Linked DNA regions of Homo sapiens: region 2 is linked to region 1. A link is an interaction called in ENCODE POLR2A ChIA-PET data of the cell type or tissue named here. Cell type or tissue: IMR-90. All regions are shown on one strand. Links, peaks and the distances in the headings refer to the core of each region. The heading gives the core; the rest is flanking DNA.

Region 1 (16,105 bases), core at 2,634-10,633:
CCTTACTGGTCAGAGAGAGGTTTAATTGTTATAAAAACCTGGCTCCCCTATTAGAAACGGGGTTAGCAATTTCACGGGTTATATATTTTAGAGAACCTCATTAAGTGCTTTTTAAAATGAAATTCCAGTTCCAGGCGAACCCTGACTATCAAATGAGTGGAGATGACACCCAGCATATCCAGCAATTCTATGATCTCCTGACTGGCTCCATGGAGATCATCCGGGGCTGGGCAGAGAAGATCCCTGGCTTCGCAGACCTGCCCAAAGCCGACCAAGACCTGCTTTTTGAATCAGCTTTCTTAGAACTGTTTGTCCTTCGATTAGCATACAGGTAATAAGGGAGGGAGGGAGACAATCCAGGGAGGCTGTGAGAGAAATCAAGAAAGGAAAAGAAAGGGAGGAAGGGAAACCAGAGGGTGGGGTAGAGAAAAAGACAGAATAGGAAATGGAAGTCGGAGAAAGGAAGAAAAAGAAAGAAAACAAAAAAAGACGAGAAGAAGCGAGCCCAGAAGCCTTGGATGAATGGAATGGAGGTGGGATAGGGGGCGTTCTTGATTGTTATGAAATTAAACCCTTTCAAGGTCCACTGGTCTACATTTTATTAACTCTTCAGTAATTAGGTGACTCTTAAATCCCTCATTTATTGCTCTTCAAGTAATTAGTTGTTTAGCTTTTCTCTCTCTCTTTTTCTCCCCTCTCTCTCTTTGGTATTAATTGCAGGTCCAACCCAGTGGAGGGTAAACTCATCTTTTGCAATGGGGTGGTCTTGCACAGGTTGCAATGCGTTCGTGGCTTTGGGGAATGGATTGATTCCATTGTTGAATTCTCCTCCAACTTGCAGAATATGAACATCGACATTTCTGCCTTCTCCTGCATTGCTGCCCTGGCTATGGTCACAGGTCAGTACTGCAGGCGCAGGGCGCTTCCCCTCCAGAACTGCCTAGCAGGATTTGTCCTGAGTTTCCCTTGTCACAGATTCTCCTTGGTTTTGCCAACTAGCTAACTGTCTTGTACATTCTTCTTTTGTTTCTGATTATGTTTTCTGCAGAGAGACACGGGCTCAAGGAACCCAAGAGAGTGGAAGAACTGCAAAACAAGATTGTAAATTGTCTCAAAGACCACGTGACTTTCAACAATGGGGGGTTGAACCGCCCCAATTATTTGTCCAAACTGTTGGGGAAGCTCCCAGAACTTCGTACCCTTTGCACACAGGGGCTACAGCGCATTTTCTACCTGAAATTGGAAGACTTGGTGCCACCGCCAGCAATAATTGACAAACTTTTCCTGGACACTTTACCTTTCTAAGACCTCCTCCCAAGCACTTCAAAGGAACTGGAATGATAATGGAAACTGTCAAGAGGGGGCAAGTCACATGGGCAGAGATAGCCGTGTGAGCAGTCTCAGCTCAAGCTGCCCCCCATTTCTGTAACCCTCCTAGCCCCCTTGATCCCTAAAGAAAACAAACAAACAAACAAAAACTGTTGCTATTTCCTAACCTGCAGGCAGAACCTGAAAGGGCATTTTGGCTCCGGGGCATCCTGGATTTAGAACATGGACTACACACAATACAGTGGTATAAACTTTTTATTCTCAGTTTAAAAATCAGTTTGTTGTTCAGAAGAAAGATTGCTATAATGTATAATGGGAAATGTTTGGCCATGCTTGGTTGTTGCAGTTCAGACAAATGTAACACACACACACATACACACACACACACACACACAGAGACACATCTTAAGGGGACCCACAAGTATTGCCCTTTAACAAGACTTCAAAGTTTTCTGCTGTAAAGAAAGCTGTAATATATAGTAAAACTAAATGTTGCGTGGGTGGCATGAGTTGAAGAAGGCAAAGGCTTGTAAATTTACCCAATGCAGTTTGGCTTTTTAAATTATTTTGTGCCTATTTATGAATAAATATTACAAATTCTAAAAGATAAGTGTGTTTGCAAAAAAAAAGAAAATAAATACATAAAAAAGGGACAAGCATGTTGATTCTAGGTTGAAAATGTTATAGGCACTTGCTACTTCAGTAATGTCTATATTATATAAATAGTATTTCAGACACTATGTAGTCTGTTAGATTTTATAAAGATTGGTAGTTATCTGAGCTTAAACATTTTCTCAATTGTAAAATAGGTGGGCACAAGTATTACACATCAGAAAATCCTGACAAAAGGGACACATAGTGTTTGTAACACCGTCCAACATTCCTTGTTTGTAAGTGTTGTATGTACCGTTGATGTTGATAAAAAGAAAGTTTATATCTTGATTATTTTGTTGTCTAAAGCTAAACAAAACTTGCATGCAGCAGCTTTTGACTGTTTCCAGAGTGCTTATAATATACATAACTCCCTGGAAATAACTGAGCACTTTGAATTTTTTTTATGTCTAAAATTGTCAGTTAATTTATTATTTTGTTTGAGTAAGAATTTTAATATTGCCATATTCTGTAGTATTTTTCTTTGTATATTTCTAGTATGGCACATGATATGAGTCACTGCCTTTTTTTCTATGGTGTATGACAGTTAGAGATGCTGATTTTTTTTCTGATAAATTCTTTCTTTGAGAAAGACAATTTTAATGTTTACAACAATAAACCATGTAAATGAACAGAATTTTGTCTTCTTTTTGGGTCAGAAAAAATAATGACTAAACAGCAACATAACATACACAGTTGGAGATTAATTTGGGATAGGTCACTTATTCAATATCTGAATTTTAAACAGCCTAAATCTATTCTGGCAAAAGAAATCAGGTGAACCAGAATAATTATGCAGATAATTCAGTAAAATATTTTTTCTTAACCAGAATTTTCCAGTCTGGTGACCAATATTTATTAGGATCAATTTAGAATATCTCAATTCTTCTGTTAACTTTGCAAGTAAGTGTAGCTTTCAGGAGAGAAGTTCTGGAGACCCAAAAGCTTTTGAACTTGAGCAAGGTCAGAGTCTAGTCAAGTACTTGTCTTGCACAGTGATTAGGAAGTATCTTTTTAAGACTCAAGAAGTCAACATGGATTTGAGGAGTGTTGTATGTAATCTCCGATTTTCCAATTTCTCAATTTACAACTGTTGGGTCATGGAGAAAGGGCAAAGCAGTTCAGGCCCTTTGGGCCTTGGGTCACTTTGGCACAGAGCAGAACTCAGTAGAGGTAGTTCTTACAACTCTTTATTTTCCTCATTCAGTGGATGGTGATGAGGTGCAATTTGTAGTTTTAGAATAGAATTTCTCCCGTGTAAGTTTCTCAGGTACATGATAAAATATCTATGTGTTGGGTCTTGGGCCTAGTATAAGCAAGTTGTATCCGGGCCTCTAGGATTCCACCCAGCACCAACTTTCAAAAAAGAAAGGAAACTGATGCTGTAGAAGCTGCTTCCACTCAGAACCCTTGTCCTTGGGCAAATGAAGTCCAACGAGTTTCACCTTAGGGCAGCTGTGAATTCATAGAGAGCATAAGATGGGGACGGTCTCCTTCGCTGACCCTAGTGAATTACAGATGGCCTTTGGGTCACTGAAATTTATGAAGAGTGTTATTGTTTTTAAAATGCAGAGTTAGAACTGTAAATTGCCACGAGAGCGCTCAGGTTTTCTTTTGTTTGTTTCCCCTCTTTTTAAAAGACACGTTTTGCGGGTCAGCAAAAAGAGAGAATGCAGGTGTCGGTGGTAATATAAGGTTATTTTTACGAGATGCGTTTTTCTCCGGGTAACTGAGGGACAAATAGGGTGGCCACATAAGAGATTAAATAATAACGAAATGTTCAATTTCTTGACTTTCTTGAAAGGATGAGACTAGCCATATCATTTTGTTTTCACATCTTATGCCCAAGTAAAGCCACAAAGCAGTAAGTAAAGCGAAAGAGAAAAGCTCTTTAGAAATGCTGGGAATCTGCAGAGCCTTCAGCACTCATCTCCCTCCCAGGTGTCTGCAGCCCTGAGACAATGACATTCCGTCACACAATCCCCGAGAGTTGAACCCAGAAACGAACTCTGTGACTGGTTCTCCCTTAAGGAAGCGGCTGCGCAACACCCAAGGCCAAGGGGGTGTCGGGTAGTTCGCCTCCCGGGAATTTGGGGTCAAAGGAGGCAGAGATGACCCTCCACCATGTCCGCGTGCCGACTGCACCGGCTCGCGGAACATTCAGTTGTGATTCCTAAGTTGCAAATTGGCTAGTGCCTTTTCTGTTTCACAGAGTCGCTGTCAAACTCCCGGCCGGCCGCGCACCGAGTTGCTCGGGTGAAGAGCGTCGCATGCATTGCCCCTGCATCTTTCCAGATGCAGCTGAGGACTTTTCTTGTCCTAATGTTTCTAGGAGTAAAGTGAGGAAAAACAGCAGACACGCTGCATTGCCAAAAGCCAGACGTTGCATTACCTTCTTCAGAAAGAGATTAAACTTTGTAATGAGGGCTTCATACCGCCCTCGTATTCCCGCGTCCTCTTAAGCATTTCAGTTATTGTGTATCGTTCCAGCAATGGAAAATATATGATCATTGTTCCGAAGACATGACCATACAGTTCTCAGCTCTGAGGGAAGGTCTAATTTTAAGTCTTTGCTATCTAGCCCCATTTTGAGTTTATGGAAAGATGGCCTTAATTCAAAGCTCGAGTGAGCAGTGAGCAGCGCTGTCGCCTGCTCCTTCCTGAGGTCTGCCTTCTGCGGTCCAGGCGACCGCCACAATTTCTTTCGGTGCCCTGCTGGCCTTCCGCTGTGGATGGGTGGATGTGTGTGTGTGTGTGTGTGTGAGAGAGAGAGAGAGTATTTGGGGTACTGATTCTCACAAGAGAGATATGTAAGGCCCAGGGAGCCGATGGCGCCCTGCAGTGACAGCGGCACCCAACGACCTTGTGTATTTCTTTCTGGCACTGGACTCCATTCCTAGATAGTTTAGGTGGCTCCTCCCCTAAAAAACACCGGTCATAAGTCTTACGGGCCACTGGTTCTCCGCATGCAAGGAGCACAACAAGGAGATATAGATATTCTTGCAAACTTAAGAATGTCATTTGAAGGTTCAATTTCACTTTGTTTGGAGAATCTCTTGGCTTTCTCGGTGTCAGTGCGTCACCGAGAATATCAAATTATCTAATTGTATTTTAAACCTAGGCGTCGGCATTGCAGAAATGTTTCCAAGATACAAACAGATCTGTGAGGGAAAAGTTTAATTTCATTGCAATATTTTGATCACAGAGTTTTCCAGTACAGGATACAATTCCATCTCGCCAGGTCCTATACAGGGGAGTGACACCAGAGCACTTCTAGGCATCGCGCGTGTTGCGCGTCTTCGAGCCACCAGTTCCCCGCCTCGCGTCGCACGCTCGTCCGTTTCCTTTTGTATCCGCCGCGCGGCAGCGCCGAGGTGCCGAGAGTAAAGGCTGGGGGGCTCCCTGCCTGGGCCTCGCCTCTCTCTGTGGAAGACGCGCTTGTCTCAAGCCCCGATGCTCTCAAATCCAGGTCAAAAATGGAGACCGTTTCCCTCAAGGTGGAAGGGGAAAGGAGAGTATCTATTCTTGGAGATTTTAAAACTTTTTCTCAGTATTATTTTCACTATTGAATAGAGGTCTGGAAGTGAGTTTCTCATATATTCTTCTCCAAAGGAGGTTGTAAGGTCCCCTCTCCATTTGTCCCCGCTGTCAGAATAGGAATGCTTGCATAGTGGCCGCACCCCGGAATTTCTCAGGATTCCAAGCTTCCCAGGCAACTATGGGCTGGGACTGACTCAATTTTGGAGTCTCATGGAGGAGGAAGAGGGTTTGGGGTCTCAGCCGACGCCCAGTTAACCCTTCTTCCCCATAGGGCTCAGCCACAACTTAAAAAAAAAAGCGCACCCAATTCCAAGTCTTCGGGAAAGGTTCTGCTTAGATCGGTGCATCCGACAGAACTCGAACCCGAGCAATCACGTTTCGCACCCCTGCATTTATTGTGTTCAGTCGATACTGGCTGACTGCTCGTAAAGCAAGATATGAATTCCAAACAGGTCATCACTTTTTAGTAATTCGTTTTTAATAATAAAATGAACATATGGAAATCCCCATTTTACTTTTAAATTTTGCTAGAAACCAAAATATTGCACATAACTATTTAGGATGGCAAGACTGTGATTTAAAGTCATTTTCCTTTAGTATGTTCCCCGAGACCATTAGGAGCGACAGCTGGGGCCGCAAGAAAGATCTTTCCTCCGACTTTGACTTTGCCTTTCCTTAGGAAAAGTCCAGCTTCCGTCGGAGGGCGCCTGGTGGGGCGGTCCTGACGCGGGAAAGCAGGGCCCCACCCCACGCTGGGGGCGCTCGAAGAGAGCGGCAATTTTGTTCCCTAGCCGCGAAGTGCGCTCTGGGCCCTGCAGACAGTGGCGGGAGAATTCCAGAAAGCAGGGTTCTTGCCGCGTACTCCCCACCCCCACCCCCACGCCTTCTTATTAGTCACCCCCCAACCCCTCCTCCCAGCATAGTCTTATTTCGAGGCTTCGGAATTACTGGAGAGGACTTGTGTCCGCGATCCGCCCTGCGGCGAAAATGGAGACACAAGCCCTCCTGCTCTGCCCACTGCGTTTTGGAGACGTAGTTTGACTTTGCGGCTTGCAGTCGTAGACTTTGCGGAGAGAGCCTTGGAGCAATTAGGACGCATTCACTTGGGTGAACTTTGTTTCCTCGGTGTCCCTCCCTTTCCTCCCCAGCTGCTCCCTGCGTCTTCCTCAGCTGTTCTACACCCCCCCGCCCCCCACCCTCAGGGCGAAGGCTGCAACAGGCTGCCGTCGCCTCTAGGTCGCGTCTGTTGCGCTAGGGCACGAGCACAGGAGGCGGAGCGCGTCTCCTGCTTCTCCCTGCACCCAACGATTTCCGGTCAGTCTCTGGTCTCTTGGAACGCTGAGCTGGACTGGGGCGACCTCCCACGCGACACTGGGGAAAACTCTTTTTCTAGTGGTGAGGGCGCACAAAAGGGCGGGGCAGAGGCGCGTCCGCACCTCGTGGAGGTCTAGGAGAGGGGCCCAGACGCCCATGCCACAACCATGCTCCACACGTGTGCTCACGACCCAAAGCTCTGAAGATAGATTGTGCGTTCCCGCCCTGCTTTCAGGTCTCCTCGCAACGCATGTAATGAGCCCTAGGCCTGCGAGCGCTGGAGCGAGCGTCTAGTCAAGTGGCCAGATCAGGGCTGCGCCTGTAGGGGCCTTGGGGCCGCCTGTACGCTTATCTTCCCGCGGCTGGGAGCGCTCCTTCTTCTCTACAAGATGCTGACTGCGGGCCGCTCGCTGCCCTCTTCTCGGCTTAGCTGAACCCTGTCGCGCCGAGTTTAACTAGACACAGCGCCGAGCCGGCACCTGGATCCTAGCAGAGCTCAACTTCAACGCTTTTCTCCTCATTTCTTCTTCCCACACTTAATCTTTCTCACTCCCATTTTTTCTTATTTCTATCTCAACCTGTGTTTAGATAAACTAGGATTTCCAGGACATGTGTCACCCGTTCTAGCAGATACAATGCCCAAGTTTCTGCTAGAGACGTCCCTGGTACAGTAGAGGGCGGCTGCTGCGAGTGTGAGAAGTCTTTCATCGGGTACTAGAGGGACTTCCAGAGGGATTGAGTCTACCACAATTTCTTGGCTCTGGAAGCTTGGACAAGAGGATTGTTTTGACAGACTCAAATTAAATTGGGATTTCGAGAAGGGTAAGGACAGAGAGAGGACTCCTCATCAATAAGCTGCAAATAGGCCAGTGTTTTTCAAACTGAGGGTCCTGACCCATTAGTGGTTTTCAAAGATATTATATTGGGTTGCCATCAGAATTTTCTTCTAAAGAAATGAAAGAATAATAGAATAGAAATTATGAGGGCTTTGCAGGATAGCAAAAATATAAGACGTCTAAGCATTGTTTGCTGCAATTTTTCTTGGGTGACACTATGAAATATATTTATGGGGGGGTCTCAGTTAAAAAGGTTGATAGTGTCACTACTGAGGACCAATTGTACATGAAGTGAGAGAAAGGGCTGCCTTTATTGAGAGATACTGATAAGGGAATCTCAGCACTGTGGTTTTCTTTTCTTTTCTTTTTCTTTCTTTCTTTTCTTTTCTTTTCTTTTTTTTTTTTTTTTGAGATTGAGATGGAGTCCTCGCTCTGTCGCCCAGGCTGGAGTGCAGTGGTGTGTTCTCAGCTCACTGCAGCCTCTGTCTCCCTGACAGGTGCGGGCACCCCACCCAGCTTTTTTTTTTTTCTTTTTTGTGTGTTTCTAGTAGAGATGGGGTTTCACAGTGTTGGCCAGGCTGGTCTCAAACCCCTGACCTCAGGTGATCCACCTGCCTTGGCCTCCCAAAGTGCTGGGATTACAGGTGTGAGCCACCATGCCTGGCCTACTACTGTGGTTTTCTGGCCAGTCCTCTTTCTTCACTCTGGTTTGTTCGTTTTTGGTCACCACTCCAATGGACTTCTGTATCTCTTTATCCTCTGGCCTGTTATCTGCTTGAAGCCAGGTGGGTGTCATAAGGAAGGGCCAGGGGGACAAGCACATAAGCACATGTAGCCACCCCCTTTTCATCTTCCTCAGCAACCTGGTACCTGGGAAGAGAGTGAACAGCAAAAAAGGCATAGAGGAAAGCTAGAGAAAAGGGATGGTAGTGAATGTCCCATTGTCCATGTCACAGGCCTTCTCATTTATATGCTATTGCCAAACAAGAAGGAGGAAGCAAAAGCTTTTGGGGGAAATGGGTAGAGATAGGGATGGATAAAGATAATGAACCATACTGTGAATGATCAGGTGAGCAGGGACTGATAAGTTGGAAGAGGAGGAGGCAATTTAGAGGATTTATTTAATCAGAGTCCTAGAGTTGAAGGCAGAGATGAGAAGGAGAGGACTAAAATGGCCAGGGTGCCAACAATAATGTGAATGAGTTTAAAGTAAGAAGAGATCTATGGAAGTGAATAAAAAGGGCACATGGAGGATGCTGGGTGCTGGGCAGGCAGGTAGGTATAAGGTGAAAGTTGGATATAGAGGCCATAGCAAGACTATGTTAGGAGAGTGTGGCTCTAAGTATGGGAAGCTCTGGGCTAATGAGGACCACACAGATGTTTCAAGGTGTCATAAAGGAGTCAAAAGGAACAAAATCATTGGCATGGAAACTTGCATTTCCTATAATTCCATTCTAGTCAGAGAGCTTGTTTCCTAAGAGGTGCTGCAATCTTTAGGCAGGGGTGATGTGGACTCCTTCAAAGATTTGGGTCATTGTGAAGGGCAGAAGCAGGTGGCAGACGGAGGACACATTCCATGGTTTCTGACATTCCTCCATTACAATAACTCTGTCTACTACATGTTGCAATTCCAGATATCATATCATATAATCATCTCAACTCCAAATATGACGTTGGCACTGTTATTTCCATTTTACAAATGAAGAGATGAGGTTGAGAGGTATCGTTTATTATCTTGGCCTATAAGTACATGGAAGAGTTGGAATTCGAACTGAGAGCCAGGATATGAACTTACAAGTGCCTTGCTTTAGCACTGCCTGTCCCAGAAGGATTGTACCTTTCTGCTTCTCCAGAAACTAACTAAAGATTTTCTCACCTGCTGAGAGTTGAGGATGTTGCTTCAGGCATGTTCAGACTTCTGGAGGGGAGCATTGACCTGAAACCACAGTGGGGTAAGTGATAATAGCATAATCTTCTTCTCGCTGAAATTTTAAAGAAGGGATTATTTTCATTGCTTTTCGTAGTTTATGGGTGAAGGAGTTCTGAGTTGCTTGCTTTGCTGCCCAAGAAAAGAGTGGGAATGATTGCTGCGTGTGTTTATGCCATTGAGAAAGTCATATTAAAAGTAGTAAAAAAGAAAACTGTTTTTCATCCTCAAGCTGTTTGAATTCCCTTATATTAATCATGTGAGTTTTCAGCAAGCTTCTAGGTTTCCTATCAGGAAAACCAAATTGCATATTAGTTAGTTCACAGTCCTGAGCAGGCCACTTTGTAAAAATGAAAAGCTGGCTATGCATGAACCTTTTATTCTTTCTTCTACTTCTTCTATATTTGTGGTAGACAGTGTTTAGCTGTTATTAACATTTTCTTAAGAGCTACTCTCACAGTCTAACAAATGGTATAAATAGATTTTGCTTAGACAGTCAAGCAGAGAGTAATATTTATTCAGAAGACTGTCTGCATCTAACTTGGTGTGGTCAAAGGGTGGCAAAAATAGTCTTATTATATTATAAAATTTATTAGAATATACATACTTGACAGACAAAACATAGTGGATTTAGATCAGCTGTTTGCTTATACAATAGATTTTGTTCGTCTTTTGACATTTAATTTAAGCTTCACTTATCTGAGGGCTGGAAGTAGGATAAGTATGTTCTGCATGTGTTATGCTTCTTGTTTTATAAGACTTACTTGTCTGCAGTTATCCGGAAATAATTCATAATCAGTGATTTAGGGACAAGGAAGCCTTGTGACATGTTCTCAAAGTGTCTTTCTGAAATGAAGTTCTGAAAAGTTGAATTATGGAGACCCTAACAGGGGTTTCTATTTTTGAGGAATGAAGATAGCTACATTTGCTTTCTTGGTCTTTTGACTAATTATCCTCCCTGCATACTGAATTGATACAGTTAAAAACAAGCTTCTAACAAATCCATAATGAATCTATTCGGTGCCAGGAGTCTGTGTTCTGTGTAATTGTCCTGCTCTCAGAAATGCTGGGCAGAATTCTCTACATGGGCCACATGTGTGGAAATGACATAGAAAACATTTGACACATCAGTGACTTATTTTTAATATATCTGAGAAAAATAAAGTCCGCTGCTGTAAAATCTGCACTTGTAGATGTGTGAGCCCTAAATAACCTTTAAAATTGGTCGTGGTGTGGTGGGAGATGTTGGTATTCATGAGTGTTTTGACATGTTTGACATTTTATGTATGGTGCACTGCTCTGTCTGTCTTGCATTTTTTCCCCAATAGTGCATATTTTCTTACTAAAATTCAGCTTTTGGTGTTTATATTTGGGGTTTCCAAGTCTGCTTATTGGATGAATGATTTGCTTGTTACTTATGCGAATAATGTTTTAATGAATTAGGTTACTATTGATTTTTACACTATAAGCATAAAAGAGGAATTCATAAAAAAGATAATTTTGATTTTAAAAGAAGCAATATATGATAAAATATATTCGATAAGTGCCACATATCTCCAACTTGCAGTGGTCCTCAGTTAGTAAATAAGGAAAAGCAATTCTATGGAATGATTATGCTCTCTGGAGCCAAGGAATTTGTGCACCTGAATCTTGGGTAGTGAATATAGATTTTAAAAATCTGTCTGAGCAGCATTTAAATTTGTCCTCCATTTATATTTGGAAGGGACAAAAGGGTCCCTAGTAAAGAATTGTCAATTGAACTGAAAATCTGGGTGGACGGTAAATATAATGTAAAAAATACATACCTAAGTATATGTAGAATCAGATGTCAATAGTGTTCACTGAATAGGATATATGTTTGATACTGTGGTCATCTCCTTTCGTATCATCTTCTATATTAATTCTCTAGGTAGAATTCAATAAGTGAGTGTAAAACTAATCCTTGGTGAAGCATTTTTCAAATTTATGACTACGATACTACTTTTTTTGAGTATTAGAAAAGGCAAAAATTTTGATTGAAAAGCTTTTACTATCACGTTTTTTCCTTTGTGATAAAACCGAATGCTATACAGTCTATTCTAATTTCTATCCTAACTTGACTAATGATAGATTTGGCTGAAAGTTTCATAATTCAGAATTAAGATGTTGCTAATTACCTTTTCCCTCTTTAAAGCCCATGTTACTAATAATGTGGCTTCCCTTTAAATGTTATTCTCTTTAAGACTGTAAGTGACTCTGAGGCTTTGACATTTTTTTGTCCCAGATATTTCTCCTGTTTTTAATCTCCACTTGTTGTCACATGCCAGGACAGCACTGTACCTTCAGGTGGGAGGACAGAGGGGCAACTTTCTTTGTCCAGGGTGTCAGGGCTCTTTTCCTCTGGAGCGGAAGTTTTATGTGCACTTTCCTTTGTACCCTTTCCCTGGAGACTAACACATCACCTCCATGACACATGTAGCAGTTGTGGCCTGGGGTTTGACCAGGATAGCATAAGTTTACTTTCAGTAAGCAGAAGTATTTAATTGCTTCTTACAATTCAAATGGTATCAAGAGACCAACTTGCATGCACTATCTAAGAGTACCTTCTCATGTTCTGTTCTTGACTAACAAAGCCTCAATGTCTCTCACATCCCTTTGAGGATCTTCTTGAGTAAAATTTCATTCATAAAACACAAAACAACATAAAACTTTAACATTGAAAGTGCAGTGCTGCTCTTTTAAAAATATTATTTTGATTTGTAGAGCAATGTGAATGATTATAGTCTGACACTAACAAGATTGTGAATCTCATTTTCAATGTTATGAGTTAGGAAAAATGCAAGGCTTTTCTTGAATGTGCAGTGTTTTGTATGCTCAACATTGCTTTCATCAAAATATGTACTGTTGATTCATTCATTACATTCCTTGTCTGTACTTAACTGAAAAGCAAGAAAAAGAAAATCAAGTGCTTGTCTTTCCTTGAGTTAATTTCCCTTAACATGTATTCAAAATAAGCATTCCAATGTAGCATCATGTAAAATAGTTATAGAATTTGATGATTATAGGAAAGTTTGGTGTGGGTGAGAAATGCATCATTCATTAGATTGCAAGTAGCAATGTATGAGAGAAAGGCAGGTACTATAAACAAGAAGCTATAAATAAGCACTTTTCCTCCTTTCTGTTACTTGAATACAAATACTTGCATTACGTGGACATATTCATAAATTTTGATGATAACTTAGTGAAACAGGACCATAAATATGGAAACTAGGCATATTATTAAATGTATATGATTTTACAATGAATGCTTATTATTTTTAAAAGTCTGTGTTCCTATGGCTTTTACTTAGAGAAATCAATCTTCTGGTACTATGAATAGCCTAATCATTTTTTTTCCTCTAGCTAATAACAGTAACTTCCAAAATTGAAGACTGAACCACAGCAGTCAAACTTATCAACCTTTTGATCAAAACCGGTGACTAAAAGGAATATGAAACCTGTGATACAGTTTCAGAAAACCTTATTTCAAATCTTATTCATATTAACATGGCCACTGTCACATGTGCTGAAAATTGGTTGAGAGACCGTAAATAAAATGAACTGTTATTCTGCAATAAGCTGACTTGTGTGGAGTGATTCAGTGGGGGTGCTGTTATAAGGTTTTTATTTAACCGTATTATTAATAACCCTTATAATGGGCAAAGATCATATTAATTACACTCATAAATGAAACTGAATCGAGATCTTGGTGGTGCTGGAGAAATACAGTGGCACAAAGAGAGGTCAGGCATACATGGAAAAAATAAAGCATTTCTCAGCTGAGAAAGACGAAAGCAAATATATCTAATACACATCTCAGTACAAATTTGAAATACAAAGTATGAGTTCAAGAGAAATATTTGTAAAATGATAATGCTTGAAATGAAGGCTAGAGAAAAAAATTACCTGGAAATATTTTGTATAAACTTATAGCAAAAAAAATCTTATATGCTTTTGAAGCTGCATGCCCAGAGACTTCTCACCAAGAGAAAAAGAGAGGTGATCATCTTTTTTCTGTATAAAGCATTGATGAGGCAGTACCAGAATCTTGCATGCATTTCTGAATGTCCCAGCACCAGAACGATGTTGACAAATTGGACAGATTTCAGAGAAGCACAACAAAAATGATTAAGGGGCTGGTGCAATTGACTTATGAGGATAGATTAAAAGAACCAATTATGTATTGCTCACCCAAACAAGACGGGCAGCAGAGTGGGGAGGAGAGACAAGAAAACCAGGTATGATCACTTGAAGAGTGTAAATACCAAGGTAGGAGATGAATTGTTTAGATTGGTCCAAAGTGGCAATAACTTTGAGGTACAGGGAAAGAAATAAGTAAAGAATAATTTGGTAGATTATGAAAACATAATTTGCAGTGATGTTACTTATAAAAAATAATGGAAGCAATTTTGAGGAATTGGTAAACTGCATTGGCTTATTATTATTCTGTTTTTCAAAATGCAAAAAGAAACTGCTTATTCACTACTGGGAAAACTTTCAGATGAGAAGGAGGAAAAGAAAGGAAAACCCAATAGTTTACTTCAATTTAGAATGTGAGGAGCTTCCTATGTAGTTTAAATTAAATATGACACATTCCAATAAAGGTCAGAGTGAATGTTAAATGAAGCTGTCCTAAAAATAGGACCATTCCTGCTTTCCCAGCTCTTCTTAGCATTACATGTACTCTCAACCATATATTCTATAGTAGGGTAATCTTAGCTTGGTCAGTGTAATAAGAGGATTCTAATGTTTTCTTTTAATAAAATATTCCTCTCATGAAGCAATTGTCCTCATAATGATGTTGATGGGACAATCTTCACTATCAAATTGATAAAAGAAGTGAGAAGTGTTCTTATTTGTCCTTGATTACTATTTTTCCTGTCTTGTCCTTCTGAAACATGGCTCAACTAGGAAGGAAAAAGAATGAATGAAATGAAGTGGCCACTTTAAGTTATATAAGCATAGAAGTGAGGGAAAGGATATTACAAACCATCCTATCTTAGAAGCCAAGCAAAGGAAAAGATTTCTTCTAGTGTCAAGGAGGAACATAAATGCCTTAAAAAACATTAATGGTAGAAAAAGAAAAAATGTAAGTGAACTGAAGGCCCATAAGGATCTCCTGCTTTCTCTGTCGTAGTAGGAGAGTGATTTTCCTGTGCTAGAAGATGCAGTATGTGAGGTAGAGAGATGCAGAAGGAGAATCTCATTAACATGAGCTCTCTCCACTTCTCCATGCAATTGGAAACTGCCTGCTGTCAGGCTGCTGAGAAGCCAACATATGCAGGCTTCCAGGGTGTGCATGCTGCAGAAGGCTGAGTGTAATTATTTCTGGATAGGATCCTGCGTATGATTCCATGATAGTACTGACTTATAGTCTGTCTTTATTTGAACTGATACTTCCTGTACTTATAATTTAAGCTTCTAACAGTGAGGTATCATTTTGGAGGTGCACATAGATATTTTCTCTTAAGTTAGGTAGTGAACGTTGAATTCTGTTGCATTTACTGTACTGATTGGAAGAAAAAAAGAAAAAAAATCCCAACGTTTGTTTTTATTTTTTTTAAAGGATTATTGTTGTTGTGTTAGCCAGTACATATGTGACGGTTTATGGTCAGTTATATCTAACTGGTTCTATTTGTACTATCTTTAAATTTCTATTAGGTGTATGTTATACCAAAACTTTCCACATAATTTTAGTTTCAAGTTGACAAAATGTTACATGGTACCTTTTTACTCTGCTGTAAGAGATCCCAAGTGTTTTTATTTATTATTATTATCTATTAAAAAATAATCAGTTTTAAAAACTGCATTGTCTTAGTAAAAGTCAATGAATGATGTTTACTAGACAGTTTTATTAAGTGGAGAAGATGCTGTAAGATTTCAGTATGTATTTTCTTCATTTTGTAAATGGTTATAATTTCTGTTTTTATTTTAGCAAACTCTTCAGCCCAGATATTTACTTTAATCATTTCTGTCTTAAAAAGTGATAGAGAAGAGATTACACAGGTAGACTATGCTGTAAGCAAACGTTTATATTTGTTAAACTGCTTTACTTGTGTTACTGTCTTAGTGATTCGATAGAAAAATGACCTTACTTTTGCACAAAAAATTAATTAAAGAAAGCTGCAATCATTGACTTTTTCTTATAAGACTAATTATAAACTTTTCTAACATGAAACGTTTCTGCTGTAACTATTTGCGAATTTAAAACTTCCAATGTGGAGAGAGGAGGGGGGTTGATTTTTGTTGCCAGTTTTTTAATTGAAAACATTATTATTATTATTATCATTGCACAATATTTATAATGCCTATTTTGTGAATTTTATTCATTTTGAAGCAGTTAACATTTGTTATCTTCTTAGAAAGATAAGCACTTGTTTGTTTCTTGAATTGTAAAATGATAAAGCTTGAAGTGATCTCACCAGGTTGACTAAGGCTATCTTTTTTCTCTTGCCCAATATTGTCCTGCTTCCCTTGGATGCCACAGACA
Region 2 (16,105 bases), core at 3,649-11,648, 300 kb after region 1:
ATACCTCCAGACCTCATACAGAAGTTCCTCTTCTAAGGTTAAATTTATACACTTTCTTAAATATCAACAAAATTAAAAAAAAAAAAAACTGTTTCAGCTCTGTCCACCTCCAACAGGTAGGCAAAATAATTACTGTGCTAGATCACAAAGTAAAAATGAATGCAACTTGGTTTTTGTTTTTTCCCCTTCCTATTCTTTTCTTACCTTCTTTCCCCTAATCCAAATATTCTGTGATATTTATGAAAAGTTAGAGTATATTAAAAAGCTGGATGATGATTTACTAAACACCTGCATTGGTCCTATAGTTAGATTTTGAACCAAGGAGAAAGCCTTAATGCAAAATTTAAATCATCACAAAATATCAGAGTCTTAGAGATCGTGTTAGTTCATGTGACTAACTTTAAAGCTGTAAACATGGCCCAATATTTTTAAGAAAATGATTATAGTATTATCTATATATTATCATAAGTTAAGAGATGATGGGTGGAAATTGTGGGGGATATCTGGTACAGAAAAAATTAGAATTTACTTAAAAATTTGCTACTACATTACAATCTACTTAATACCCATATTTAATCATCACTTTGAATTACTTAAATCTTATTTTCATATGAAAAAGGTTGAGCTCTTCCACATTTTCTTTTTTATGAATGTTTAATAAAAAAATTAACTTGGACTCCATTACACTTTTTCAAAATGCTTTCAAAAGATTTTTTTAAGGCCTCTTTTAACATTAACACTTCAGTATACTGTAGTTGATACTTTCAAAAGAATTAAACTGCTAGAAAAATGGTACTCCCTTTGGGATATTTACCAAGCCATGCAATATTTTAAAATGTGGTAAAATATTTCTTGTTTCAGTGAATAAGAATGGTCTTCTTACATAATGCAGGGATGGAAGAAGATACTTGGAAAAATCAGGGAAGAGTGAAGAAGATACTTCAAAAAATCGGGGAAGATTTTCATCATAAGGTCCAAGCAAAGGCATGAGTATAAGATGTGTGTATGTGATACATAAGATTTACTTCTAAACAATTTAAGAGGATAAGGGATAAAAATCACCATTCAGTTTCTAAGTGAATACAATATAAATAATATTGATGATGAGCAAAGGAAAATACAAAATAAATTAAAAGTCATGAGAAGATAAAGAAACTGGATCAAAATGAGAGTTCAACAAAGGGAGCAATAAGAAAACTAAATAGGAAAAAAGTAATAAATATAATCTCAAACTACAGATGCGGAGAGACAAAGTATAGGAGGAGAGAATGTTTTTTGTAGAAGGGGGTCCATGGACCCGTGAAGTGACCATATGGCCCTAGACTGCCCCAGCTTCCTTCTGGAAGCCCTTCTCAGTGCTGCCTTAGCTGGTATCTTGTTTTGTAGAGCAGAGCAGAGCAGAGAAGTCAGCATCTTCAACAGAGCCCCGATTCAATTCTGTATTCTCTCACTATCTCCTAAACTCCTTTTTGGAGTTCCTACTCTCATTTTCATCCTCTTTGTAATGTAATATGATTTGCTCACTTCAAAAATTAAATCTGTGCATTAGATCTGTAACATTGTTGAGTTAAAATTAGAGAATTCACAAACTTTGATGGCAACAATACCTTGAATAATAAAAGTAAACACATATATAGAACTTTTACTCTTTTAAGCACTTTATATATATTAATTCATCTAATCCTTTCAACACCTCTGAGATATGTCTTATGATCATCACCATTTTACAGATGAAACAAACACACAAATATGAAACACAAGCTGTACAATGGAGGAGGATGTGAAACTAGGCAGTTTAGCCTTCAGTATCCATATGCTTAATCTTTCTGCTATACTTCCTATTGTTTTGGAAATGGAAACTGAAGAGCAGATCATATGATGGCACCTGACAAAGTCTTATTTTATCATAAAAAAATGCAGCCAGTGCTAAAGCTACCTACTTACCTTTAGCACTTCTAATATTTTTAGGGTAAGTAATGGCGTAGTCTACCAGCTCATCTCATTTGCACAATACTTTGTTTCACTCCCTATTTTGTCCTCTGTCTGCATTTTTACTCTCAATTCCTGTGTTTGTTTCCTGGAGGTTTTGTAACCTATTACCACAAACTTGGTGTCTTACCACAACAGAAATTAATTTTTTTCCACAGTTTTGGAAGTGAGATGTTTGAAATCAAAGTGTTAGAGATTTTTTTTTTTTCTAAAGGCTCCGCAGAAGAGTCTGTTCCATGCCTCTTTCCTAACTTCTGGTGGCAGCAGGCAATCTTTGGCATTCTTTGACTTGTAGCTGCACCATTCCAACCTCTTTCTACCTCTGTCTTCACATGGACTTCTTTATATGTCTATCTCTTAAATCTCTCCCTTCTTTTTAAGGAAACCAGGCATTGGGTTGAGAGCCTACCCTAATTCCAGGATGATCTCATTTGCGAATCTTTAATTACATCTACAAAGACTTACAAGTAAGGTCACATTTAGTGCCAGTGTTAGGACTTGGGCATATTTTTTTGGAGACCACTATTCAACCAGCTATACCTTCTCCACATTTCCTCTATCATCTAATTCTACTTTTAGTCCTTTACTGTTACATGGATTGACTGTACTTTTATTAAAAAATGAATATGCTAATAAATCCCACATATTTATTCATTATGCAGATTCCTGAGCCTGAGTCTACTGACAAATATACCACATCCCCAGAGTAAGTTGGAGTCTCTTAAAATTGTCTTGCTGGCATCTAGCGGAGATTGTCCCCACAAGCATGTTCCTTATGACGGATGCCTGGGTCAGAACACATAATACAGTAAGTATTGTAGAAGCTCTAGTAATATTGGTATTGGTGACATTTTAATAGAACAAGTATTTTGGTTTACCCTAAGATTTTTCATCAAAGGGGTTTAAGCTGACCTCTATTCAACTTCCTAAGATAAGAATTCTATGGAAAATTATATTGTAATATTTACATTTTATCTAAAATATTTATAAAACATAACTTTCATACATTTATTATTTTCTGATATAATATCATAATCATAAACATAATTTTTATGCTTCAGTGTGTGGAATGAATGCTTCCAGTCAGACTAGAAACTTTAAATCATTAATTACCTCCCCAGCATTTTGCTTCCTGTTCTAATGCCTTCAATTTACTTATTACAATTTTAGCATAAAAACTATTTTTCCTAAACCAGATTCTGTTTTTATTTTTCTGAGGCAGTTTCTGATAGGTAAGATATTTGAAATTTTCTTTATATGCTGAAAGTCACCTCAAAACAATTTGGTAAGATATTTGATAACTATTATTTTTCTTAGGTATAAGAGCATAGCAACATAAATTATTTCATTGTAAGATGCACCTTATTTTTTGTACCACTATGATTCTGATTTTAGAGATGTTAAACTGAAAAAGGTGTGTCTTAGAATCAATTATCCTTAATTTCTAAATCTGTGCATTAAAAATCCTTGAACCCATGCATTAAAAAAAAAACTTGTTTGTTATCTTTTATTACAGTGTGTTTGCCCTTGCTGCCTTGTTTGTTTTTGCTTTGTTTAATTAGTTTCTTTTCTTTATCTAGTTCCTTTTTATAAGCACAAAGATTCTGAGAAGCACTGCCCCTCCCACGTGTCACACTCTGGGGAGAGATTATTGGAATGCCTCTTGGATCAGGTATCTTTGGTGATCATTCCACCTAGTTAAGATGAAGCTGGTGATAGCCTTTGGCTTGTTTCAGGTAATGTAACCAGATTTTCCAGTGACTTGTGAATTAACAGGCTAAAAACTAGTTTTCAGTTTCTGGAGAAGGGTTCCCAATCTCATTTGAGGCTATTGGAGGAAAAATCCCTTCAGAAAATAAAGCATGACAGTAAGATTTTAGTATGCAGGAAGTAAATTCAGTTCCTTTGGAGATCAGCATGCCTCTATTCAATCCTCTCCTTAATCCCTTATGAGTCAGATCTAGTAGAGGGTTGGACCAGGAAATTGAGTGTAGGGTTATAGGTGATAAGATGAGGAGAGGCACTCCCCTCAGGAGTTAAGATGCAGGAAATTTGGTTTGCACTTTAGCCAGTACAAGGCATTTCACCAGGATGGAGAATATGTGCTCTCTTGCACAGAAATCCGTGCCAGCAGTAAGTGATGTGGAAGGATTTAGTGAAATTTTGCCAATAACCCCAGGCTTACTGCTTAATGAACAGAACATTCTCCTGGGACTTGAAGAGGTCCTATGAAATAAGGGACATAAATGATGTACTTTCTTTTCTGTTAGGCTTAAGAAATTCTGTTCTGAGTGCAAATAGAGGGAATGATTTCCGACTTTCCTATTAGATAGCAGATATCTTTGCATCTTGGATACATTTAGAAAGAATAGAAATGTGAATGATTGAAACCTAGTCAGTCAATTGATTTATTAGAATTCCTGGAAGAAGTCTGAGTAAACACAATCTCATTCTCTTTCTTTTTCTCTCTGTCAGTTCTTCTTCTTGGGTTCCTATACTATGGGATATAAATGAAACAGTGCAATGTAAAACTAGTATAATGATGGTCGAGAGTAGGTCCCCAATAAATCTTGGTTATTACTGTTATTGGAGAGAATGATGAAATTTAAAGCTAGTGGGGGAAAAAGAATCGTACAAACTGGAAATGAATTGGAATGAGTGTTGCTTCAGGTTGCCCTCAATTTGGTATCAGTACCCTCAGTAAATCAGAGTTGCTGTGACCTGGGCTTTGATGTAAGGGTAGCAGAATGATTTAGAAAAAACAGCATTAGATTAAAAGCCAGAGACATATTATAGTCCTAGTTCTTTCGCTTACTAGAGATTTGACCTTGAAAAGCTTAATTTGTTTAAATCCCGTTTCCTCATCTGAAAAATGAAGACTGATGATATCTGTCCTAACTCCATCTTGTGATGATCCAATGGAATAAAGTGCTGTCAAAATGTGAGGTGTTTTTTTTATCCAAAAAATTCAGTGAATTTACATTTTATAAGGTAGTATATGCCATCTCTATGTCTTAAATCCCCACAGCCTCAGGCCAGGAAGGTGTCCTCTTTTCATGGGGGAATCCCAGTAACTATTAGTTGTAACTACAACTATTAGTAACAATGAATAGTTATTATACTACTACAATGATTGTTGTTATATTTAATTTAAACTACTTATAACAAAAGTAATAAGTAGTTTACAATCACCGTCACAAAACAACCACACCACCACAACAATCAAACCTAGAGCAACTAAGGGGACAAGATGTACAAGCACTAGGGGTGTAGAAGAGCAATTCTGAATAGGGGGCCTGGAAGTTCTTATGGCAAGCTGACAAGTTGAAACCTGAATGAGATTTGAAAGAGTTAATGGAGAAATATGTGCATCTGTATGGGGAAAGAACATTCCACAGGGAGAGAGCAGCTAAATCCAGTGGCTCAAGGTGGCAACATACCTGATGTGTTCACGGAGCAGCAGAGCAATCAGAGAGGTAACTCAGTGGGGGATACTCACCTTTGACTTCTCCACATTTGATGATCTCTTGGGTTTGCCTAATCCATCCTGTTACATGTCAATATATATACTTATATTTTACATAGACAATATATGATTTTAAAATATATTATTTAGGCATATATATTACATAATTATACGTGTAAGTACACATATGTGTGTTGTGTGTATATATTACATATGTGTATTATATACATGTACCTATAGTATATATGTGTATATATAATATGTAATGTTTTGATTGTACTATATATAGCCCTTACCCCACAATTTTGATATCAATCTTTTCCAATTAATTGTTTTAAAAATATATAAATATATTATTGAGGATACCCCATACGCATTGTTATCTGGGCTGAATAGTTTCCAAATAATAATTTGAGTCAAGTATGTTATACAGAGTAAACTGACAAGATAATTTTTCCTACATATTGCTGTCTTAGCAAAAATTTGGGGAGTATGCTACATAATATACTTACAATGAGGCATTTTGAAATAAACGTAAAATAATAACAAGGTGTTACACTGTAGAAGTAGGATTTGTTTCTTGCTATCTGGAGGAAATATTCTATCAAATATTAGACTTTTGCTCCTGGAAAAAATATATGCATAGATTTGTGAATATAGATAGATATATTTATATAACTATTAATCTACCCATCTTTCTAGCTATATAGTTATATACAAATACACATAAATGTGTTTATAAATGAAGTAAATACAAGTTTCTTAATCCATGTCTTTATGTTCAGCTTATTTATCCTTCTATTTTTGTACAATTATATCCTATTATATTTTAATTTATTGGTTTTTGTCTAGATATGACCTTATCCTCTAATGAAGTTTCTCCAGGATTCTTCTATTCCCCAAGCCCTGGGCTGTCTTTCAATCAGGATACTGAACATTAGAATGAGAAAATCCTTTTTCCTCATTTGATACCATTCTAAACACACTTTATGAAACTTAATTACCTTTTTATTATGGTAAAAATGATGCTCAGTAAACTATCAGTTTTCAGGGTATTCTTTCCTCTCTCATCGTCAAATGGTAAACTTCTGTTTTTTTCAGCTATAGCGATGTTGTGAATTCTTAACAGCATATATTTGACTATTTTATCCTACAATAGAAAGGATAATAAACATTCAAAAACCTCTAAATTTTTTTTTTTCATATGAAGACAGCCATTTTATCAGAATATAGAGGCAAATAAATCTTCTAAAAGATATGATAGGAAAAAAAATACCCTTGGTCTAAGAACCTAAGAGAACAATATTGTCCTCCATGAATGTTGATATCTAAGTTTGCATTCCTGAGAAAGCCTTTAAGGCTCACTTTCTAGATATATTTGAAATAACATTGAAAGGATAAAAACGAACTCTGAACTGTGAATGTTTATTCCAAATTACTGAAAGACAAATCTGAATTAAAAAATAAAACTTTATCACATTTTATCTAGGATTACATGGAGACCTTAATTAATGAGCTATGAGTTCCCAGGGAGATAAGAACTATTTTCTAAATGTATAGTGTTCCTGCAGAATCAAACTAAAGTTTTCAAATAACCTATCGTGTATGCATTGGCTATGTTTATTTTAGGCTTAAATTATTTGAGTATGATAGCTCTTGATTTCTAATCTGAGAAAGGGAGAGATATTTACAATTAATCCCTTTCTAGAAGGAATATGTCTATTGTATAACTATAGTTCGAATTTCTATCTATTACAATGAAAATTTGCCATTAGGGATAAGACATTCTTTATTATTTCTCTGTATCATCAAAAGAAGTTTAAATCTACCCTGAAAACAAGGAGAAGTTGTTTGGCTACTCTGGAAGCATGATACTCAAAGCAACTGGTATAGAAGTCTTTTCAACTTCCAACTGTGTTAAAATGAAAAAAAATTAATGTCAACTACCCTATTAAATTCTGTACAGTTAGAAAAATCTACCCCTCTGATAGAAGCTTTAAAAGAACCAACCAGTTCTCACCAGTCTTAGGGTGAATTCAATAGTGTCCTAATAAAATGGGAAGGGTTAGGATATAAGAGCATTTTTTTTGACATGATGCTCTCTAGGGAAGTTAAATTTATTTCTAACATAAGTACTAAATCATAAGAGAGCCAGTGCTTTAGCTTTTTCAGAATGTGGTGCAATTTTTATAACTGTACTACCTCATCTCTGTTTGAACTCTAAGATTTTATACTATGCAATCTGACAGCTAGTTATAAAATGGAAAATGGTGTTGTTTTAAGTCAAATTTGTTGAGGGCAGTATTGAGAAATTTGCATGACCTGTCTTTCCAGTTGTAATACTGTATCAGGCAACAAATATTTCTGTTTCTATTTCCATGTTTATGTTTTGTGATGTCACCTGTAGGCATCTGTCTCAAAGAAATCTAAAACTATTTATTATTCTGTTTTCTAGCTCTGTCCAGATGTTTAGCTACAGGGTAGTGTTACAGCCCAGATTAGTGCAGCTGGTTAGAAGACCCTGCTAAATATGTACAGCATCTGTGGTTTGTCTTGGGAGGTTGGATTTCTATTAATTAAATGTGCAGCGAACTTACAAAGATCTTGCTTCTCAGTTAAACTGACTATGGTGCAGAACTAGTTTTAAAAGCCAAGAATAAATGATATAACAGAAAACTTTTTTAAACAAATGTACCCAACTATGCCAATAGAGTAAAAATATATTTAAATGAATAAACAGTCATTTTATCTAGAAAGTATGAGTCTATTTTCAATATTGCTGCTAGAAAATAGCACATTTTTGTAAGATTACCTGAGAATTAAACTCATTGCTTTTATTGATAATTTAGTTTAAAAGGCCACCATTTCTTCCTGTATCCTCTTCACTTTGGTGTTTACTTTTATTTAAAGAGAAAAAAATTGAGTCAAAAATAATCATTCCAGCAACATTACACTGAGCCAAAATTAATCAGACAGCAACTACAGCTTGTACCACTTATGATTACAGTTATGATGTTTAGATGAATTTCCTGGCTTAATATTCTGTTAGGGGGTCTTTTGTCATTATTGAGACATTTGGAAAATGGATTTTATGAAAAAGTATTCTAACAGTGAATGCTTACACAACTGTCCACTGAACATCTGCAACAAATTACATAAGCTTGTAAACATAATAAACAAGCTAACTTGAAAACTATGAGGGAATAAACAAAATTTGATTCAGTTTTCTTTGGCTAGCTCAAATAATTTTATTTGTAATGGTTTTTGCAATCTCTGTAGTATGCATGCCAGATACCCTGCCTGATACAGGGGACCACCAGACTGATTAGTTTAAAAAGGAAAGAAAAGAAAGAAAGAAAGAAAAGAACCAGAGCCCAAGCCCAGATTTCACACATAACATGAATTGGGAATTGTACAGATTTTATGCATATAAATGTGTGAATTCTCACTGGCTCTTTATTTTTCTTCAAACTATGTTATGGACTGAATTGTGTCCCTCCAAAATTCATATATTGAAGCTCTAACCCCCTGTATAACTGTATTGGAGATTAGACCATTAAGGAAGTGATTAAGATTAAATGAGGTCATAAAGACAGGGATCTCTGATTTGCTAGAAGTGGTGTCTTTATAAAAGAGGAAGACACACCAGAGATAGCTTTCTCTCCCCCTACCTTGTGAGGACACAGTGAGAAGGCAGCCATCTGCAACCCAGGAAGAGAACCCTCACCAGAATTTGACTATGCTGGCACCCTGATCTCAGATATCCAGCCCTCAGAACTGTGAGAAATAAATTTCTATTCTTTATGCCACCAGTCTATGCTATTTTGCCATGACAGGCTACCTGACTCGATGACACCTGTTTAAAAGAAGTAATTCTTCATTATTGAAGCAGGTTATAAAGCTTCTTCATAATTCAAATACTGCAAAGAAGTTTTCACTGTTGATTTCAGCTTGCTCTGAAGTTATCAGCACAGATATTCAGAAATTATAATTAACAGATGAATAAATTAATTGTCATATGCTTTATTTTCAAAATAGTGAGCTCTGAACCTTGGTCATCTCCTGGGATGACACATTCCGTGAGGACAGGAAGCAATGCTGCAGGAGAATATAAAAGATCATCACCTATATAAAAGACCTATGAGACCTTTCCAGTTTCCCTTGAATTGGTAACAATATCTAGCTTTTAAAAACCAGATAAATTAAACTTTGTAGCATGTTGCTATTTGAATGACCTACTCCGTGGAATTACAGCAGCAGTCTAATCCTTTAGGAGAGATGGCTCTATCAATCTTTGGATTTTTCTAATGTGGAAGCTACTCAATTGCATCTCAGAAATCAGGGAGGTAATTACTCATGCAGACAGCACAAAATGAAAGAAAAAAATGCAAGTTCTGCTGAGTATCCCTTTTAGAACAAGCCGTGGAACAAGGAAAACAGCCTCTATAATCAGTCAAATTCTTCCACTAATTTTTCAGGTGTTGAAGGCTGTAGTGAGAATACATGATATGAAAGTTAACAAACCAAAGTGGCTTTAAGAGTGGGTTTTAGAAGACAGCAAAAAGGAGGAGAGCTATTTCTTATTTTTAAGCAAGAATTCTACTAGGAGTGAAGTTCAGTTCAACTTTATTACTTAAGTAAATGTTCTAGGACTTAAGTCTGATGTTACCTTATGGATCATGTAGCAAAAGTCTGATCATTCTATTAATTATAAATATTTTCAAAAATATTAATCTGTGGGGTGAGTTAAATATTCAAATTTTTGACAGCGTTATTTGGGATTTCCAAAAGTTTAAGAGATCCTATTAACAAACAAACTATAGAAAAGAATTTGAGAGATGCTGCTTTGGTTTATTCTAGATTACTTCAGACTTTCATGTGTTCTAAAAATCTAAAGGATTTAAACCTCCAGCTGAAAGCTTCTCTTTGCCATAAAATGTTTGCCTCCAATCATTTAAGTAACTCGAGGAAGCTTCTTTTCACTGAAGTGAAGAGAGATAGCACTGTTTTTATGAAGCATGCAGTCACTGGGTTTGACATTACTTCATTTTGTTTTTCATACTGTGCATACAAAAATTTAGTTATAAGTCATCTCTTCCTTCTACTCAATCTCCTCTTTCTTCCAGTCAGACCTGAGTATTTTTCACTTAAGATATTTAATTTGAATACTTAACTAAGTTAACATACTTCTTTCTCCTTAGGGAAAACAAAAAGTGGGGAATAAGGTCAAGAGAGCTGTTCAACATTGTGACCATGGTCACGTGGACTCCAAATGTGCTAATTTCTGGTTGAAGTTCTTTTTAAATATAAGCCATCTTTCAGATTACCAGCCATATGAGAACAATTTTGTACCATGAAAATACTAAAAAATGATGTAATTTTTTTTGGGCCGCTAGCTTTTGGGTGATTCTATATCTATAGGGCAAGATGAAAAATAGTGGTAAAGAATATTGATATTTTTAATCTGTATAAATGAGCTAGCTACACCCTTGATTTGGCAGTACATTTTTTTTTTCTCTGAGAGTTGGGTAATTGTCACTTTTGCAGCCATTTAAAAAGCCATCAGTGACAGTAGGCTAAGAAACAGGAAGAATGGAGGTTATTGTTCATCATTAGAGCTGGGCTTTTGTGTGGCCTTGAGGAATCACAGGTCGTTGAGGTTTCATTTTGGACAGGTTCCAGATAATGCAAAAGTGAGCTGCTTTATTTCAGAAATCCAATTCAAAGTTCACAAAACTATAATAGTACATACAGGTTGCATTCCATGTCGTCTCTCACTCTTTCTAGTTACATTTGTTTTGTACCAGATTACCATTTCCCAGAAGGTGTCAATCTTACTTTATATCATAGTCTTTGAATAATTAAGAGAGTTCAGTCTTAATGTGTAACATTCAAGTGAATGAAGAATTCAAAGAATGCTGAAAAACAGTTATCAAATTAATACTCTGAAAGTTTACATATGCAAAGGATGCAAAATATAACATTGAGAGACATAGATTCATTTTTGTGATACTGGTTTTTTGAAAAGTTCTGAATTTCTCTTTTTCTATCTGCTTTGTCACAAAAATAGCTATAGGGGTAAGGCAACTGACATAAAACACACTCAATATTACGGGATGTAAAAGAAGGAAGATATTATAAAGATATTATAGTGTGTATACAGAGGAAAAATGCCATGGAGGAAGTGGAATTTCAAATGGATCTTAAAGTGGAGATTGTGATTTCTTTAGGTGGAGTGGATCTCAGTAATGCTTTCAGTAAACTAAGCTGACCACAGTGTGTAGGATGGATAAATACTAGTGGGGAAGGGCAAGACATGACCGGTGATCCTGGCAATCAAGGTAGGGAGTAAAAAAGGTTCAAACCGGGTGGTGGCAATAAGAATGGGAAGAGGAACGTGCAATGCAAAAAGCATTGAGATTTGGGAACTGGTTATAAAATTGAGGGTAAAAAAGGATAAAAAATATGAATCTGACTTTTCGAATTAAGAAACTGGAAAACAGTCTAGATATAAAATAACACACAAATGTTGAGTGTGTTATTGCAACTAGGGAATTGTAATCAGGAACGAAGAGACAGATCTAGGAGTAAATTTCCTTAAGTGTGATAATTGAGCCAACAGGGATGATTGTGTTTTTTGAATAGAAGAGTGCAGAAAGAGAAGAGAAGAGTTTTAAGGACAAAACTTTAGGAGATGGCTACATTTCCAAGAAGGCAGGATAAACAGAGGTCATCCCCAGGTAACTTTACTTAGGTCAGAGAATCAAAGAGAAGGAATTTTCAAGAAAGTTTAAAGTAGTCCAATGTTAGGAGATGATAAAGAGGATAAAGACAGAGGAAGAAAACTAAGGTTGAGTTTTCTTCTTTAACTCCATTTATTCATATATAGGTTGACTTTCTTTATAACATAATAAGCTTTTAGAAAGATTGACATTGTTTGCCAATTTTAAATTATTTCCTTTATGATTTCTATATGGCAGAAAAGATGGCTGTTAAGAACCGATGACCTAAAACACTTTCCTTCCTGTAGTTTCCTATCTTCTTCCTTAATCAATTCTCTCTCTCTCTGTCTCTCTCCCCCTCTCAAACTTAGACTGCAAGTTGAGTGAAGGTGCAGCAAACAATAAATACATTTTCGGTTAGAAGATAAACAACCTAGTCAGTATTAGAATTCTCTGAGGCCATGTCTTTCTCCTCTCAGAAAACATTCACTTCGTGTTTATTAAAAAATAAAATGGCATTATTGGAAGGAAAAAAAAAAATATGTGTGCCCTCAAGAGTGAACCCTCTGCCTAGTAGGAGAAAACAGTAAAAAGGTGGTCCTATCATTTTTCATTTTTGCTGCAGAAAACACAAATGCCTTTTGATGCCAAAATAAAAGAGGGCTGGAATTTGAATAGAATACATTTCTCCAGCCTAGAGATATTCCACCATACAAGGATGCCAATACTAAGACACGTTGTCTTTTATAAAACTTCAGGATCTTAACATTCTTATTAAGAGGGTGAGAGAGGAAAAAGAAAACACTCTTAGGGAAAAAGTTAGGTAGACAAATTGTGCCAGGAACTCTGATAGAATCCTATCTTGTTTCTCTTCACTGTCTTAAACAACAACAAACTTAGAAATTCTGGATTCACTGACAAGAGGAAAGTAAGGTTATTAGTTATGAGCATCTTTATTTCCTAAATATGTATCACAGAAAAACTAATACCTCCTAAAGGTCAACAAGTCATTCTCAGGAAGAAGACAATATTTTGAAGAGTTTTTATGTTATATTAACCTTTAGCCTTTGAGATGAAATTGAGAATAAATTTCTGAAGTTAAAAAAAAAGAGAGACTAGGGTGTGGGTGAAACTGCCATTGCAAAATTATAACTGAGACAGTGAAATGTATCTGACCTAACCAACTAACTCCATCTTACTTCTAACCTCCAAGCTGTCCTTGTTCATTCCTGAGTGTAGGCTGAACTAACTTTGGGAGAAACTTAGTTTATAGTTTAAAACAAAGATGATAGCAGCCCTTTCCCAAAACAAACCTCCCTGCCTGGGGACTAGAATGCCTTTGTAGGACTAACAAATTAGCCTCAAGATGAGAAAGTATGATTTAGGAATCATGCAGCTGGAGGCTACAGGATTCTGACCCTCCCTAAATTGCTCCTAAGATCAGTGCTTGAGATATTGTGCAGACCCTGAACTTGATGGATCAGCTGGCACCACCCAGATGGATAAACTGGCTCATCTGATCTTGTGGCACCCAACCCAGGAACTGACTCAGCGCAAGAGGACAGCTTCAACTCCCTATGATTTTATCTCCGACCCAACTGATCAGCACTCTTGACTCACTGGCCTTCCCCCATCTGTTGTGGGACTTTTCCTTAGTTCACCTAAAAATGCGGTCCTTGTCACACAGCCATGAAAATTTAGGCTCACAGACGATTTGAAGAGTGAGAAAAAATGGGATTTCTTGGTTGAAAAGGAAAAAAAAGGAGGAAACAGAGACTCAGAGAATCGAGAGAGTATGCTTCATGCCCATGGGCTTCCTGCCTCACAGATTGAATCCCAGGTTCCATACAGGAAGAAGAGGGGCCAGGCTCCTCCTCACTGCAAATGGTGCAGACTTCTGTAGCTCCACCCCAGTGTGCATTTCTCCCAGTGCACAGGCCAGCTGGAGCCCTTCTCAGCTGTCTGTCTTACATACACCAAATTATCCTTAAAATTTCTGATCTCTGGATGGCTGGGGAGACTGATTTGAGTAATAGTAAAACTCTGGTCTCCTGCATGGCTGGTGCTGTGTGAATTAGCCTTTCTCTATTGCAATTCCCCTGTCTTGATAAATTGGCTTTGTCTAGGCAGTGGGCAAGGTAAACTCATTGAGTAATTACATGGGGAGGGGGAAGAAAAAAGAAACCTATTGGTATTTTATTAGAATTACTTTAGAACTATGAATCTATCGTGGGTGGTGATTGGCTATCTAGGCAATGTTGTTTTCTGATTGAGAAACAGCCCAAGTTGGCTTTTTCCCTGAATCTTCCTTCACGTACCCTACACTTTTGTTGCTAGGATTATCTTAGTTAATATTTTTGTTATTGCAAGGGTGCAAGTATAGTATTTTATTCTAATTTTATGATAGCTTTTTGATCTCATAAAGAAAAAACATTGATTTTTAAAGTACACTTATGTATTCCTATATGTATACTTGTCACTATTAAGCATTATAATTATTATAAAAACAGTAATGTTTCTATTAAGCTTAAGCACCAAACTGGCAAAAATACTATTAATAAAAATAATTAATTTGAGGCCTAATATGAGCCAAGCACTTTGGTAAATATTTTTAAATAAACACCTCACATAAGCTTCACAATAACCCATGAAATTGATTCTTCTATGGCTTATCTTTCATAGATGAGGAACTTGAAGGTTGAAGAGGAGACTCAGCTCTTTAGTGGTCAGCACAGCTGATGAGGGAGGAGTTCTAGACAGGCCCAAAGCCATTTAATGGGTTTTTAACCTCTATGCAAAACTGTTTTATAAGCTGGTAATATTGATAATATGCAGATTTAATTACACACTGTAATGGGTAAACTGACTGCAGGAGACACAGGAATTCTCCTTAGGGAAAGGACTTGTTTGCTTGTTTGTTTAGAGAAGCAGAGTTAAGCTTTTTGGCTGTAAAAATTTAAAGAGGGAAGAAAGAGACTGTTTGAGAGTTGCCAAATGCTTTAACATCAGAAATGAACAGATAATTGGGCTTGGGGAAAGCCAAATAAGAGGAAAAATAAGATAGTGGCAAGAGGAAAGAGAGAAGACCAAGGAACACAGAGTGGGCAGACGTGACTAAATTACATCATGACCTTAGCATCTGCAGACATCCTGGAGAGAACACTGGATTTCCCCCTGAATGAGGACGGAGTTTGTGTCAATTCTATGGAATTTAAGAGGAAAGAGTTGACATTTAGATTAAATTAATACAAGATATACAATTCTTAAAGAATCAAGTACATATTGGTGTCTGTCATTTTATTGGTAATTTGAAAGCCATTTTTACTCTAACGAAGGATAAATATTATGAAAGAGAAAAACTCTATTTTGATGTAAGTACATGATGTAGTTTGGCTGTGTCCCTATCCAAATCTCATCTTAAATTGTAACTCCCCAAATTCCCACACATTGTGGGAGGGACCAGTGGGAAGTAATTGAATCAAGGGGCGGGTCTTTCCCGTCCTGTTCTCATGATAGTGAATAAGTCTCACGAGATCTGATGGATTTATAAACGGGAGTTTCCCTGCACAAGCTCTCTTCTCTTGTCTGCTGCCATGTGAGATGTGCCTTTCACCTTCTGCCATGATTGTGAGGCCTCCCCCGCCACATGGAACTTTTAAACCTGTTTCTTTTGTAAATTGCCCAGTCTCAGGTATGTCTTTATCAGCAGTGTGAAAATGGACTAATACAGCACAATAGATGACAGCAGACCTCAAATTGATGTAAACCTCATGGTTTAGGAATAGTTAACTTGATCTTGTACAAGTAGTGTTTGAATAGTGAAACTGAGCATTAAGTCCATAGCTTATATAACCAAAAACTTGCAAAGATACACACAGAGGGTGATTGCATTTACTGGTGCAACTGACCACTTGCCTGTGCTGTTATT

Evidence for each region. ChIA-PET counts read pairs that join two places held together with the same protein. Peaks named below come from ENCODE experiments on the same cell type or tissue, not always from the same donor. Only the 100,000 strongest peaks of a DNase experiment are listed, where the experiment ranks them.
Region 2: POLR2A ChIA-PET joins it to region 1 with 22 read pairs; 2 of 35 experiments call an interaction of 5 or more read pairs at or near these places.

The regions. Positions count from the first base shown.
Region 1 is chr2:156,310,944-156,327,048 of GRCh38, reverse strand. NR4A2 (nuclear receptor subfamily 4 group A member 2) reads left to right here. Exons shown (of 8, transcript NM_006186.4): 6 at 129-331; 7 at 721-899; 8 at 1,049-2,612. The coding sequence ends at 1,305. Among named protein-coding and RNA genes, the nearest start is that of NR4A2, 14 kb to the left of the region's middle. In IMR-90, for the core only: a CTCF peak has its summit at 6,763; a DNase peak (open chromatin) is centred at 6,458; H3K4me3 peaks cover 2,215 bases; H3K27ac peaks cover 631 bases.
Region 2 is chr2:156,009,364-156,025,468 of GRCh38, reverse strand. LINC01876 (long intergenic non-protein coding RNA 1876) reads left to right here. Exons shown (of 4, transcript NR_110250.2): 2 at 862-1,003; 3 at 2,652-2,797; 4 at 3,570-4,934. Among named protein-coding and RNA genes, the nearest start is that of LINC01876, 240 kb to the left of the region's middle. RefSeq lists a silencer at 3,846-4,046. In IMR-90, for the core only: no CTCF peak of the experiment used is centred there; no DNase peak of the experiment used is centred there.